2 separate regions of the Mus musculus genome follow, and region 1 is linked to region 2. Evidence: chromatin contacts called from ENCODE Hi-C or POLR2A ChIA-PET data. All regions are on one chromosome and are shown on one strand. The core of a region is the stretch at or near the end of the contact, and the rest is flanking DNA. Distances in the headings are between cores, read along the strand shown.

Region 1 (2,700 bases), core at 76-2,575, 210 kb after region 2:
CCTGCCTTGTCCTCCTCAAAGCTTCTGTTTTTTTCTCTTGGTTTCCTCTCTACCTGTAGGACCGAGTGACAATTGTTTCAGGATGTTTTGTTGAAGTTAGCAGCCTGCATGGTGTTCAGTTAGCATCTGACTAGATTTGTGACCTCCTCAGTTCTGTCCTTGGATGCCACCCCAGTGTCTGGCACCTGGCACAAGCTGAGGGGAGTGAGGGTTTCCTCAGAGTTGCTGTCTGGCCATCTCAGGGGTCAGCCTGAAGCTCTGACTGGGGTGGGGTTTTCTCTACCTCCAGAGCTCCACTGCTGGCCTAGGAGAGGTGATCCAGTTGGTGAGGGCTGGTCATGCACACATGAGTACCTGAGTTCAGATCCTCAGCATCCACATAACAAGCAGCCATGATGGCATGTCAGTTATCCCAGTACCGGGGAAACTGAGGCAGGGGCATCCCTGAGGTTTGCTGGCCAGCTGGTTCATCCAAGTCCACTAGCTTCCAGTTCAGAGAGACCCTGTCTCAAAAACGAAGGTGGAAGTCAGCTGTGGTGGTACTTGTGTTTGATCCTAGCATGTGGGAGGCAGAGGCAAGTGGATCTCTATGAGTTCAAAGCCAGTCTGGTCTGTATAGCATGTTCCAACAAGCCAAAGCTATAAGAGAAATGATGTCTCAAAAAGAAACAAACAAACAAACAAACAACAAAAACAAAAGGACACCAAAATGATATTAAAATAAAATAATTTAAAGTACAACGTAGAGTGAGTGACTAAGAAAGACAACTGTTGTTAGATCCTTATCTCCAATGTGTGCACATGAGACCTCTCTGTCTGTCTCTGTCTGTCTGTCTGTCTGTCTCTGTCTCTCTCTGACTCGCTCTATCTCTCTCCTCTCAGCCTCCCCATCAGTCTTCCGTTTCTCACATGCTAGACAGACAGCTCATTTTCTTACCCTCCTCCCAAAAATCGTTTTGGGTTTGGAAAACAGCAACCACTTAGGAAAATGTGTAATTACCCAGGGCTCAATTGCGGCAAACACAGGGCTCCCCCAGCCATGCTGAAATGTCAAGGACTTGACTGGTACAAGCCCAGGCTCCCAAGGATCTGAAGGAAGAGGCTTGGCTGTCCTGGAGGGGGCAGGAGGATCAGCAGTGTTGACAGAGCAGCCTGCCTAATCCCTTCTGACAGCTCAGAGGGAAACGTCAGCCTGCTGCTTAGCCCAAGCAGTTCTTGAGGACTCCCTTAAGGAGGACTCTCTCTCTGCCTTCTGCTCAGCTCAGGCAAGGCTGAACTTGTGGTGACCTCAGCCTTCCACAGGCAGAGCAGACTCGGGCTCTTTCCAGTAGGGTGTCTGCCAAGGCTCCATGCCGGGCCCTTTTTCGTCAGGATGTCTCAAGTGTTTATAGGGGTGAGAAATAGGGGAGTGGAAACCATCCTGAGTCTCCTCGGCCAGACCTACCCTGAGATCCTGGGAAAGAAAGGGCACGGCGGAAAATGGAAGCAGACAAGGTGTCCCTCTAGTTTCGTGTCCCAGGGAAGAACTCATCCACAGAGTCCTGTAGTCCCCATCCAAGGTCTTGGCCTTCACCTGTCACTCAGAAGAAGACCAAGTTTCCTAAGCTGCTCTATGTAGGCCAGGCCTCCAACCCAACCCTGCCTTGCCAAGCCTGCCTCTGCCTGTAGCCTGAGCCGTGTGGGGATCCGGTGGAGGAGAACCAAGTTGTGTGGAAGGTATGACCTCACTGGGAAAGCACTGGCTCCCATCCCTTCCTCCGGCTCCAACCTGGGAATCCACAGGGAAGGGAGCTCAGGCCAGGCAGACAACCCCAGTGCAGGGAGCAGTGCTCCAGCTATGAAGCTCATCGCCACAGAGAAGTGTCATTTCTCCCTGCTCCTCTCAATTACAAAATAATAAGATTGTTAAAAATCCAATCATATGAACGTCAATATTGGCAGGGACAGCCGCAGGAAATTTAATTGCACAACGGGTGCCAGTTAAAGATGGTATGTGTTCTTCCTGGCTTTTCTTAATTCTAATTAGGATGAAATCTACTGCGTCTTCCAGACTTGCAAACAGGGGTTTGTCATGAGGCCAGAAGTAGATGGGACTGACACAGGCCTCCCTTCCTCAGCCTCGTGCCTTCCCTCCCTCTCCGTTGCGTCGTCCCGGATTGGAGCTCAGCACCGATTTTGAACATCAGCTCTCCAGTTTCTTTGGCATGTCAGAGGGCCAGATGTTTTTTATTTGAGAGCAAATTGACACATTAAATTACACTGTGCAAACATTAAAGCCAGCCGCGGGTAAACAGGCCGAGATTCATTGAATTTTACGGGTCACAATGATGTTTATGTAATTTAACAAATTCCTGCCCCGCTGCCGAGACTCTCCAAGAAGTATTAATTGAAGAAAGATGAGAACTTCCCTGAGGCTGTCTGTCCTGTCCTCTGCACCTCAGGCTTAAGAGCTCTTGGGAGGGGGAAGGGTGCCTTCAGCGGCTTAGCTTCGGAGTTTCACAATGTCCAACACAAATCGAGGAAGCCGGGCCCATGGCTTGTTACTTTCCATGTGGCTGTGACCAATACTCTACAAGAGCCGCTTAAGGAAGGCAAGGGTTGCTGGGGCTCACAGTTCATACAGTCCGTCCTGGATGCGGAGGCATGGCCCTGGGTGCTGGAGGCAGGAGGCCACATAGCAACCACAAGGGAAACCACGGA
Region 2 (2,700 bases), core at 102-2,601:
AGCGCGAGTTGGAAGACTTAGGAGAGGGGCCGGGGCGGAAGCCAGCGTCCCCCTCCAACGCAGGCCGCCCGGGCCACTCGAGCGCAATTACCCTTGGCTCTCTACGGCGCCCCCACCCACCCAGCCCCTTTGTGTGAGCGCACACACGCGCGCGCACCATAAAGGTAGCAACAAGCAAAATGGAGGTGCTAGATAAACTGCCTCGTTTACCCTGCCATGATAGATGCTTAAATAAGCCTAGTTGCAATTACTCACCGGATGTCTGCCTTGCGGATACATGGCAGGGAGGGGTCGCGATTCCGAGAGCTTGGAAGCGCTGAGAGCCCGAGCCGGGGACGTGCGGGGGAGGGGGGAGGCGAGCCCGAGCGGGGGGCGGCCGGGGAACCGAGAGCTCGCCCCCGGCCCCCCCAGCCCGCTCTCGCAGCGAAATCCCAGAGTCGGGCGTGCGCCCCAAGTGCAGACAAAGAGCGGCGGAGCGAGCGGCAAAGTCGTCGGCGGGCTCGCGCTTTGTGCGCCTAGGGCTCGGCCGGCTGCGGCCGGCCGCCTTCCCCCGGCTGCGTGAACAGTGTCAGAAGCCGGGTCTGCGTGGACATCATCGGCTCCCTGGCGGCTCCAGTGCGGAATCCCGAGGCCGGGGGTTTGCGGGAAGGGGGATTCTCCTGTCCCCTCACGGGTCAATCAGGACGATGAGGCTGGAGGGGGGCGCGTCTGGGCAGCCCGGAGCATCCGGGGCGCGCGGGTCAGATCCCAGAGGCGGTCGGGCCCGGAGCTCGCGGCGAGAAGAGAAAGGAAGCAGGCCACCGAGGTGACGGCTTGAGGACCGTGGGTGAGGGCTAGAGCCCAGCGAGGACGCTTCGACGCCCCCCCACCCCCCTCGGAGAGGAGAGCCTGCTGTTCCGTCTGCTCCTGCCGCCGCCGCCAGCCCTTCCCAGGGTCGAGGAGGAACTCCGGGCTCAGTCGGTGCAAATAATGAGCCGTGGCATCCTAACTCCAGCCGGCATAGGAAGCCTCGGCGAAGGGGTCCTCTGCTTTCAAGTGGATCGGCCGCGTCTCTGGCGAGGAGCGGTCTGCGTCCTGCCGCCTAGGAGCGCGCAGGCTGGAGAGCACCGGAGGGGGAGACGTAGCCCGAGCCCGGGAGCTCTGCGGCTTCTTTCCTTCCTCCCAGCCTGGCTCTCCTCTCCGCGCCCCGACAAACCCCCAAAACACACAAGCACACGCACTCAACACACACACGTACACGCACTCAAAAAAAAAAAAAAGTGCCTCGGACCTGCGGATACCACACACAGACAGGCGAAGGGGGCCGAGCACGAGGTCTGAACTGCCGCGAGAGCAGTTCCAAATAGGGACTGAAAAGTAACAAAATAATGTGGCGGCTTCGCCTAGCGTTGGCCAATGGGAGTGCGAGGCTCCCACGTGGGGCCACGGGACTCGGACTGCGACTGGGCGCCGCCAGGCGCGACGTCACAATGCCCTCTTGTGTCTAAAACTATGCATGAAAAGTAGCAATCAGGCCCTACCCGCTGGTGACTTTCGCTTGGGAGTGAAAAACAGCGCTCCTCACATCAGGAATTAACCGAAAGACATATAATAAATAGATATATATTATAGTCCTGGGCTGCTAGGTTTTTTTTCTTCTTTTTTTCCCACGATCTACTAGCAAATAATTATTTGGCGGGAGGGGAGAAGGAGAAAACGAGTAACAACAAAAGGGGGGGAAAAAAGGACAAGCTGTACAATCCTTAAAACCTGTGGCTGGTAGTAATGGATCAGTTGATTCTGCAGAGGCGGCGAACGATTGCCCCCCTCTAATCTCATTAGGGTTGCAAAGCAGCCCAATTAGATACTATAAAACAAACAGAATCACTTTGTCAGTTTAATGTTTTCACTTCAAAAGATTTAGGACCGATAAAATGCTGGCACCCAAAGTTACCTCCGACCTCTAAGACTGTTCTCCAAACTGAGTTTCTCTTTCTTTTATCCGTTTCTGCCCCCTCTCCCACCCTTGGGCGCCCCGCTTTTCTCCTTTGTTCATTCGCCCTTCTTTTCAGAAAGCCAAATAAACAGCGCCTCTGATGCAAGGCGGCTGCCGGCGAGGGGGAAGTCTGAGAACTCTGGCTTGGCGGGCCGCGCAGATGGAAGGGCCTGGCAGTCTGCGGACAACAGGCTCAGTAGTGCGGCTAGCCCCATTTGGGGCTCTTGCCCTTTGGGGACAGCTACGTCCTGGCCGCAGCCTTGCCAAGGCGGGTTCCTCAGCAGTGCTCCGGGCCCGAGATGGTGAAGAAGGGAAAGCACGGAGTTGGGGCCCTCCTGGCTACGACCCAGAGTTCCGACCCCGTTTCTTGGCCTGATGGCCTGCCTGGGCACATGCATCGGCAGCCACCCGTGGAAGAGCGACTGCGAGCCTGGAGCGTCCCTGGTCACCAGCATAGACACCCAAGGAGGCGTAGATATTCGACTCTGGGGCCCATCTGCTCGCAGACAAGGGTCACGTCAGGGCACACTGCCCACCCTAGGTCCGCCGGCCTCGGAGAACCAACGCCGAGTGGGCCGCCCAGGTGTCCTCGGGTCCCTCCCGGCTTTCCCACCAAGCTTGCACGCAAGCACACGCTCCTGGCCCGTTGCGGGCGCGCGCGAGCCGGCCGCGCGCCCCCGGAATCTATATTTTCCCCTCATTAGGAGCCTGAGTTTCGCGTTTGC

The links. A loop is a pair of places that touch in the nucleus more often than their neighbours do. ChIA-PET counts read pairs that join two places held with the same protein, here RNA polymerase II (POLR2A).
Region 1: a loop to region 2 is called in a map of v-Abl transformed pro-B cells, with 3 times the contacts of the local background. The contact joins the enhancer-like site here to the promoter of Tle3 in region 2. A Hi-C loop is called at or near these places in 1 of 37 maps with a recorded cell type or tissue (v-Abl transformed pro-B cells). POLR2A ChIA-PET finds 5 or more read pairs at or near these places in 1 of 5 experiments (embryonic stem cell).

What each region holds. Positions count from the first base shown.
Region 1 is chr9:61,163,601-61,166,300 of GRCm38, reverse strand. No RefSeq gene overlaps it. Among named protein-coding and RNA genes, the nearest start is that of I730028E13Rik, 26 kb to the right of the region's middle. Within about 2 kb of position 1,325, at least 1 of the 3 ENCODE cell types and tissues checked has a DNase peak (open chromatin) inside an H3K27ac peak, as active enhancers do.
Region 2 is chr9:61,371,017-61,373,716 of GRCm38, reverse strand. Tle3 (transducin-like enhancer of split 3) reads right to left here and starts at 1,351. Exons shown (of 20, transcript NM_009389.2): 1 at 256-1,351. The coding sequence starts at 279.